Regions from separate parts of the Homo sapiens genome. Here region 1 is linked to region 2. The links are chromatin contacts, found by Hi-C or POLR2A ChIA-PET in ENCODE. All regions are on one chromosome and are shown on one strand. The core of a region is the stretch at or near the end of the contact, and the rest is flanking DNA. Distances in the headings are between cores, read along the strand shown.

The links. A loop is a pair of places that touch in the nucleus more often than their neighbours do. ChIA-PET counts read pairs that join two places held with the same protein, here RNA polymerase II (POLR2A). Pooled maps may share reads with other maps.
Region 1: a loop to region 2 is called in a map of naive thymus-derived CD4-positive, alpha-beta T cell, with 4 times the contacts of the local background. The contact joins the promoter of ANKRD17 here to the enhancer-like site in region 2. A Hi-C loop is called at or near these places in 1 of 168 maps with a recorded cell type or tissue (naive thymus-derived CD4-positive, alpha-beta T cell) and 8 of 50 pooled maps. POLR2A ChIA-PET finds 5 or more read pairs at or near these places in 1 of 52 experiments (HepG2).

The regions. Positions count from the first base shown.
Region 1 is chr4:73,256,843-73,260,916 of GRCh38, forward strand. ANKRD17 (ankyrin repeat domain 17) reads right to left here and starts at 1,956. Exons shown (of 34, transcript NM_032217.5): 1 at 1,434-1,956. The coding sequence starts at 1,826. It overlaps ANKRD17-DT (ANKRD17 divergent transcript), which reads left to right and starts at 2,324. Exons shown (of 5, transcript NR_187399.1): 1 at 2,324-2,566. RefSeq lists a silencer at 1,648-2,047 and enhancers at 2,009-2,605, 2,208-2,477.
Region 2 is chr4:70,707,462-70,711,493 of GRCh38, forward strand. It overlaps a transcript of RUFY3 not described here. Among named protein-coding and RNA genes, the nearest start is that of RUFY3, 12 kb to the right of the region's middle. Within about 2 kb of position 2,235, at least 2 of the 41 ENCODE cell types and tissues checked have a DNase peak (open chromatin) inside an H3K27ac peak, as active enhancers do.

The DNA of each region.
Region 1 (4,074 bases), core at 706-3,205, 2.5 Mb after region 2:
GGAATAAAAACAAGGACTGGCATATTTTTGTCATACATACTTCAGCACTTAATATCTCTACCTATACAACTTCATCCAGTCTGAGATAAAAGAGAATCTGGTCTTCTACAAATAGACATGTGTCAAATCCTTTAAAAGGTACTTCTCTATTTCAACAGAGACCAGGATTCAATAATTCCAATTTTCGGAAAACCAGACTTGCATCAAAATAAGTTCCATGTTTGTGGAAGAGAATAAATAGTAAGTGGTACTTTTAGATGAATCACTTGGTCTCCTCTTAGAACTAAGTTTAAAATCAGCCTTTAAAGCTGTTTTCCCTCTGCTGATAAAGATTTCCCTCTCCAAATAAAGATTTTTCTAGATTCTATTTCAGGAAGGAGACAAGAGAGTGGTAAAACAGCTAATAACTAGTAAAGCTAACTCTCAGTTGGTTGTCAGTATGGTATGTTTTACTGAGCCTTTGGGTTGTAAGGGCTTCTGTGAGGAATAAGGTCCTGCAACGCCGCCTGTCTGTGGACCCAGGAAAAATTATAAAGTTATTATGAAACCAGATCACTAGGACAAACCGAGAGGCCTTCCTATTCCAACTCACCACAACCAGGCCTGGCTCCAAAGCCTACCCTTTGGCTGTCCCATATTACGGGACAACAGGTCCTAGCTTAATTCTAACTCACTAAGGAAACATTCGAAGGCATGTATGTATGTACGTGTAAGGATCAAATATATTTTTCATCCACTTACAAATGTATATGGTCATTTGTAATTATTTAAAGTTACTGATAAATTTATACAAATACAGCATCAGTTCATCGAAAATCCCTGGGAGATCGAGGAAATGAAGTTACTTCAGCAGCCAGGATAGTTACGAAAAACCCTGCAGAACAGTATGGAAAAGTACAGCTTCTCACGTGTCCCTCACATACACAAACACTTAGCTCTGAGTCCATTACAACCTTACGTCCCCCCTCAAACTGCTCCCCTCCACCTCACAACTGGGAGAAGTTGATCAACCTCCTAGTTGGTCCCCAAGAGACTCATTTACCCATTATTTTACTCCTCCCGCTTTGATCCCGATCCCGCCTCAGACTAAGGTGGCCCTACTGGCCCCAGGCAGACCACCCCCCCACCCCCCGGCGTGCAAACAGGGAATCTAACCAATTCCCTCCATCCTTAACCAAGTGAGCCATCCCATGATAACAGGCTGTTCACCAACTCTGTGAACTCCGTGGTCCTCCCACCCCCACGTGTCAGCTACCCTCCCCCACATTCCCACACCTCACGATTTAGGCCGAGGGAAGAAAGGGGGCAGTCGAAAGCCTGGCCCCTAAGAGATCAACCCACTGGAATCTGTCCCACTCCAAATCCCCTCCCACCTTCGGCCCCTATCCCTTACAGTCCCTTCCTCCCTCCTTCCTTTGAAACCAGGCCCTTGCCTCAGAAACCTCCTCTTCCTCGTCGTCGTCGTCCTCTTCTTCCTCGCTGTTGTTACTGCTGGTGCCGCCGCCGCCACCTCCGCCTCCACCGCCGCCTCCACCGCCGCCGCTGTTGTCGCTGTCGCTGCTGCTTTCGCTGCTGCTGGGGGGTCGGCAAGTCCGGTTACGCTTGGCCTTGTGGTGCTGCTGCTGCGGCGGCTTCTTCTTCAGGAGCAGGTCGCAGACTCGCACCATCCCACGAGGAGACGAGGCCGAGCGAGCTCTGCTGCTGCCGCCAACGCCGCCGCCGACCTCCGCCGCCGCGGGGGGGCCCGCCACAGCCGCCACCGCCGGGGGGCTCCCTTCTCCTTCTGCAGCCGTCGCCGCCGCCACCGGAACCGTCGCCTTCTCCATCCCCAGGGAAAGAGGGAGGGCGCGGACGGGGGAGGGGCGTGGGGCTACGCTCTACCGCGACTTCGGCCGCACTGGGGCCGACACAGCAATCGGTGCCGCCTCCGCCGCCACCGCCTCGGTCACCTCTACTGCCGCCGCCGCCGCCGCCGCTCCGCCAGCTCTCACCTCGTCTCGCGATACTAAGGGCGGGGAGCCTGACGATGGGAGGGAGGGAGGGAGGGAGAGGGAGGGAGCAAGGGAAGGAGGGTGAGGCGTAACAGGGAGACCGGGTGTCGGGAGAACCAGAGGAGAGGAGACTGGAAAGAAGCGGGGAAGTGTGCCTGGGGCAGCTTCCGAAGGGGAACGGCGGGGACAGATGAGGGGGGCGCGATTGCAACCAGAGCGCCCGCGAGCTCCCGGATTTCTTCTCTTTCCTCGCTATTTCCCGCACACACAGCCCTGCAGCCCTCCCTTCTTCCTTCCTGGCTTGTGATTAGAACGCAGCCGCAGGCGGAAGTGCAGTGACGCCATCAGCCGTCGCCTGAGCCGTGGCGCGCGGGTGGCCGAAAGGCGAAAGTGAGATTTCAAGGGCCGGGTCTGGGGCCCCGCGGGCGCGCAGTGCTGCGGCGTGTGGGGAGTACGGGGAGGCTGGAGAGGAGCCGGCCCCGGGCAGTGTGAGGTGCGGAAGCGCGGTCCAGACACTTTGCTGACGGGAGGCCGGTCCGCCAGATCCGGGAGGTGGGGCCTCGTTCTGGACTGCTGTACGTAGTTTTATTCCTGGTCATTTTTTTCCACCGCCAAATCGAGAGATAGAGCTTTGGATCATGAGAGATGGCGTCGTGTTGGGAAAAGAGCCTTCTTTACCTGAGTTTAAGCTCGGCTCATAGACATCCTCTACCTGAGTTTACACGTGTGTAATATGAAGGCAGTCGATTAGGAGATGTCTAAGATCATTACTTACACCTCAAGTTTCCAAGGGGAGGAAGACACGGGAAGGATGCGTGGTCTGTGCCAGACTTTGTAGACGATTCACTGAATGACCCTGATTTAGCTCTTCCGGCCCTCTTCGATTCAGCTTGGAAGCAAGCATAAATAGTGATTGTTGTCTGTATACTTCTCTCGGAAGGAATGCTGTTATGGGAGTTGTGGGTTCATTTTTAGGTGTCTGAAGAAGTTTCAGGACTTTTGAAATGATAGTGGAGCCCATTGAACTCAGAATTATCCCTTTCTGGTCTAGTAGGAGTATAGTGGCATACGGAAAATGAAGCAAACATCAAAGACAGATGTACTGGCACAAGATTAAAAGTATGTCTCAGCTGACATAGTTGCCATTTTAAGACTGCTTAGTTTAGCTGAATATGCCTGGATTTTTTTTTTTTTTAGCATTTTTTTTCTTTTTAGCATTGGCATACCATATGAAATGTGGGCAGTTGCCAGTACTCTACAGAGTACCAAGGCAGAATTGGCAATGACTAAATCAATTCATTCAAACAAAAATTCATCATGTGCCTACTGTGCGCATAATTTGTGGAATCAAAGTCTCTTGTTTCCAGGGGCTTTACAGTGTAATAAGTGCTATAGTAAATATATATACGGAGTGGTAACCATCTGCCTATTCCTCTCCTACAGTCGTTGCTGAGTTCCAGTGTAGAACAGAGCACTGCATTGTGTATCTCACCACTACTGATTTAGATTTTATAATTTCAGCTGCATCCCTCCCTCCTACTTTGTATATTCTTCAGCATCTTTTTCTCCCTTTCCACTTGAATACTTTTCGCAATCTTTAAATCCCAGCCCATTTTATTATATGACTTTTAACTTAGACTTCACAATTTTCCAAGTGCTAGAAATTTCCTGAGATTGCCTTTTCTCCAGTATCAACGAATGAGAGACTCCCTGTTCATATATGAGATAAACTCTTCATACATATTCTAGTTCCAATACCCCTCTTTCTCATGCATTTATTATCTTTTCTGTTGTCAACCTTCTACAAATTCTGGTTCCTTAGCTAATTCTTCTGTAGCTTTCAATTATTTCCTTCACAAGCAAACTTTCTTTCTTTAAAAAGTATTCTATACTCAGGAGGCTGAAGCAGGAGAATCGCTTGAACCTGCGAGGCGGAGTTTGCAGTGAGCTGAGATCCTGCTACTGCACTCTAGCTTGGGCGACAGAGCGAGACTCCATCTCAAAAAAAAAGTGTCTACAATCAGTGTCTTTTTTGTTTTCTGAAATTGACTTGTCAGCCCTCTGCAGTCTAGTCTCTGTGTCT
Region 2 (4,032 bases), core at 985-3,484:
TATCGAACTCCTGACCTCAAATGATCCACTTACCTCAGCCTCCCAAAGTGCTGGGATTACAGGGGTGAGCCGCCGTGCCCAGGCGGTATGGTGTTTTTTGTTACCACGTAAGTTCTAATATTTCCTCATGGTCTTTATTTTTGAAATAGTTTATTGATGTGTATGTGTTCAGAAAAGTTACTGGGAATATATACGTGTCCCACTTCCTCTGCTTTTAAAGATTAGTCACTGAGAACATTTCATATTAGCAAAAAAAAAAAAATCACTATTACATGTTTTATTTAAATATAAAATTGATTCAAAATAGTTTTTTGTTTTGGACTGAGTTTTTGTTTTTACCTGTTACATTTATATGTGCTTTAGAACGTAAGCATACTTACAGAAAGGAACACTCTAGATATGAATAAAAAGTTCCTTGTTACCCTGCAGAGTCAATGGAATATTGCTTTCTGTAATGTATCTGGATATCAGAACTTTGATTCTCTTGACTACTCATTTAAGAAATTAGAGACCAGGCCAGGTGCTGGTGGCTCACACCTGTAATCCCAGCCCTTTGGGAGACTAAGGTGAAGGATCACTTGAGTCCAGAAGTTCAGGGCTGCAGTAAGCTGTGACTGCACCATTGCACTCCTGCCTGAGCAACAGAACGAAACCCTGTTTTTAAAAAAATAAAAATAAAATACATGAACACTTGAGACCAAACAGTTTTTGTTTTTTTATTTTGTGTTTTTGAGACAGTCTCACTCTGTGCTCAGGCTAGAGTGCAGCAGTACAATCTGGGCTGACTGCAACCTCTTCCTTCCAGGTTCAAGAGATTCTCCTGCCTCAGCCTCCCAAGTAGTTGGGATTACAGGTGCGCACCACCACCCCAGCTATTTTTTTTTTTGTATTTTAGTAGAGACCATGTTGGCCAGGCTGCTCTCGAACTAGACTCAAGTGATCCACCCTCCTCGGCCTCACAAGTGATGGGATTACAGGTGTAAGCCACCACACCTGGCCCCAAACAGTTTTTAAAAGACTTCTTAATTACGAGAATGGTACATGGACTCAACCTCAATGCCTAGTGAATATTACGATGACTGGCATCTGCCTCTTTAGCAACCCAATTTTTAACTCTCAGTAATGTATTTGCTAAAAGTATATAAAATATTATAGCTTTGAAAGACTGTGTATTAAGGTGGTATTATCTTTTTATTTTAGAAATCTTGAGTGTACTTAGAGGTTTTAAAAATTAAATTTTACATTTGAGTTCAGAAGCTCTGTTTTTAAATAACAGTGCTGAAGAATAGCAAAAATGTGTGAGACTGGAACGGTGGCTCAAGCCTGCAATCCCAGCACTTTGGGAGGCCTAGGCAGGAGTATCACTTGAGCCCAGGAATTGGAGACCAGCCTGTACATAAGCAGACTCTGTCTCTACAAAAAAAAAATTTTTTAAATTAAAAATAAGTTAGCTGGGTATGGTGGCACATGCCTCTGGTGCCAACTACTCAGGAGTCTGAGGTGGGAGGATGGCATGAGTCTGGGAAGTTGAGGATGCAGTGAGTCGTGATCACACCACTGTATTCCAGTCATGGTAATAGAGCGAGATGCTGTTTCAAAAAAAAGTTTGTAAATAGAAGGTAGCCTAAACTTTTCAGGGTTTGTCACATGAATTGTTTTGTTCCAAAATCTTGCAGGATATAATATCCATGAAATCAATCTGCTTCAATGCAGTGTGAAAGGAGACTTCTGATGTGCCTTGTTGAGGATTATGTCTCTTTCTGAGTCTTTGAGTGCTGGTAATCTGCTAGGTTTTTATACTTCTAACTTTAAATCTCATAAAACTCTCTGCCATGCCTTTTAAAATTTGATTTTATAAATGTACAAGTAATACATGAATCTATGCTCATTGTTTAAATGTTTCATAATACATAAGTACAGTTACAAAGTGAACTTTCCTCTTTGTGGACCTCCAGCACCCTCTCCCCGGTTCCTTATTGGAGGATGCCCACTTTTGAGTTTGGGGAGTTTTCATCCTGAACTTTTTCATGCATTTACAGACATGTATGTTTTTATATTTCGTGGTGGCTTTATCCTCTTGGTGTATGTATGACCTTCCATGCCAGTTTCTCAGCAACTACAATTTGTAAGGAGGATCTGCTTGCAGGCCATGGTGTAATACTTTTAATGCTTTCCTTTTCCATCCTGCCGTTAGAGATCGTCTTGTGAATGGACAGGATAGACAAAAGATGGCTTCCCTTTAGTGTTGGTTGGAAGAGTCACCCTGCTGTTTGCACAGTTAACAGCTTCTATTTAGTTATTCTTTTCTCCTTCCAACTCCCACAACTACGGCAAACATTGTTCAAGGCAATGCTATGCAAATAGCCCACATCCTTGCCCTTGTCTTTTCTCTCCCAGTTAAGGCAGTGTCCAAAAAAGTGTCCCACTCACCAAGTAGCAGCTTTCTGTATTTTTAAGTGCTGTTTTGAGATAGGAGGAAGGCTAGAAGAGGAATAGAAGAAAAAGAATCTTGAAAAGGACTGGCAGCGTTACTATGACTACCCACTACAAAGTTGAGTATACTTAACAGCGAGTGCCATGATTAAGCCCCGGATAGTGCAGAGAATGAGGTACCTAGAAGCCTTTGTCTCTGACAGATGCACTTGAAAAATCCATTGTATGGGGAAGGAGGTTCGAAATATACATGTAAACCCAGGAATTAGTGTTTAAGGGGAGAAAATTTATGCTTGCAGTTTCATTAACATATATACACACACAAGTATACAGATATGTATATATCATATATATTGCATGCATGCATGTATGTATGTGTAGATTGTATATGTGTTTGTGTAAAATATATATATTTTAGTTTTTCCTCTGTGGACATTTCTGTTATTGTCTCTCTTCTTTTTTAATTGTTTAGTAGTACTCTAGAAAACAGTAAAGGTCGGGTGCGGTGGCTCACGCCTGTAATCCCATCACTTTGGGAGGCCAAGGCAGGCGGATCACCTGAGGTCGGGAGTTCGAGACCAACCTGACCAACATGGAGAAACCCTGTCTCTACTAAAAATACAAAATTAGCTGGGCATGGTGACGCACACCTGTGATCCCAGCTACTCAGGAGTTTGAGGCAGGAGAATCACTTGAACCCGGGAGGTAGAGGTTGTGGTGAGCCGAGATTGCGCCATTGTACTCCAGCCTGGGCAACAAGAGTGAAACTCCATCTCAAAAAACAAAAAAAAAGAAAAAGAAAACAGTATACCTGGTCAGGAATTGAACACATGTTTTTTGTTTTATTTATTAAAATTTTTAATTTATATAAAGAGATATGTCAATGGGCCAGGCATGGTGGCTCATGCCTGTAATCCCAGCACTTTGGGAGGCCAAGGCAGGCGGATCACTTGAGGTCAGGAGTTCAAGACCAGCCTGGCCAACATGGTGAAACCCCGTCTCTACTAAAAATACAAAAAAATTAGCCAGGTATGGTAGTGCACGCCTGTAATCCCAGCTACTGGGGAAGCTGAGGCAGGAGAACCGCTTGAACCCAGGAGGCAGAGGTTACAGTGAGCCAAGATCCGCCACTACACTCCAGCCTGGGCCACAGAGCAAGACTCCGTCTGGAAAAAAAAAAAAAAAAAAAAAAAAAAAGAAGTATGTCAAAGAAGAGCCAAAGTGAAAATAAACAATTTTTTTAAAAAAGAGATGAGGTCTCACTGTGTTGCCCAGGCTGGTCTTGGACTCCTGGGCTCAGGTGATCCTCCTGCCTCGGCCTTCCAAAGTGCTGGGATTACAGGCATGAACCACCATGTCCGGCCTCAAGCACGTGTTAATCAGTTCACCTGCTGTATGCTTCTTTAAACTTTGAAAAGGCAAAAGTACTTTATTGTGTTTTGTAAACATAGAGGCGTCTGCCCAGGCTGGAACATATGAGGGAAATGGTCAAACTTTCAGAACCCCAAAAGATTGGGCATGGTTACCTTCATACTAGTAGTTTTGGAAACAGCAGAGTGATGTGTGACTTTTTAAAACACAGATTTTCGGTATTTTCAA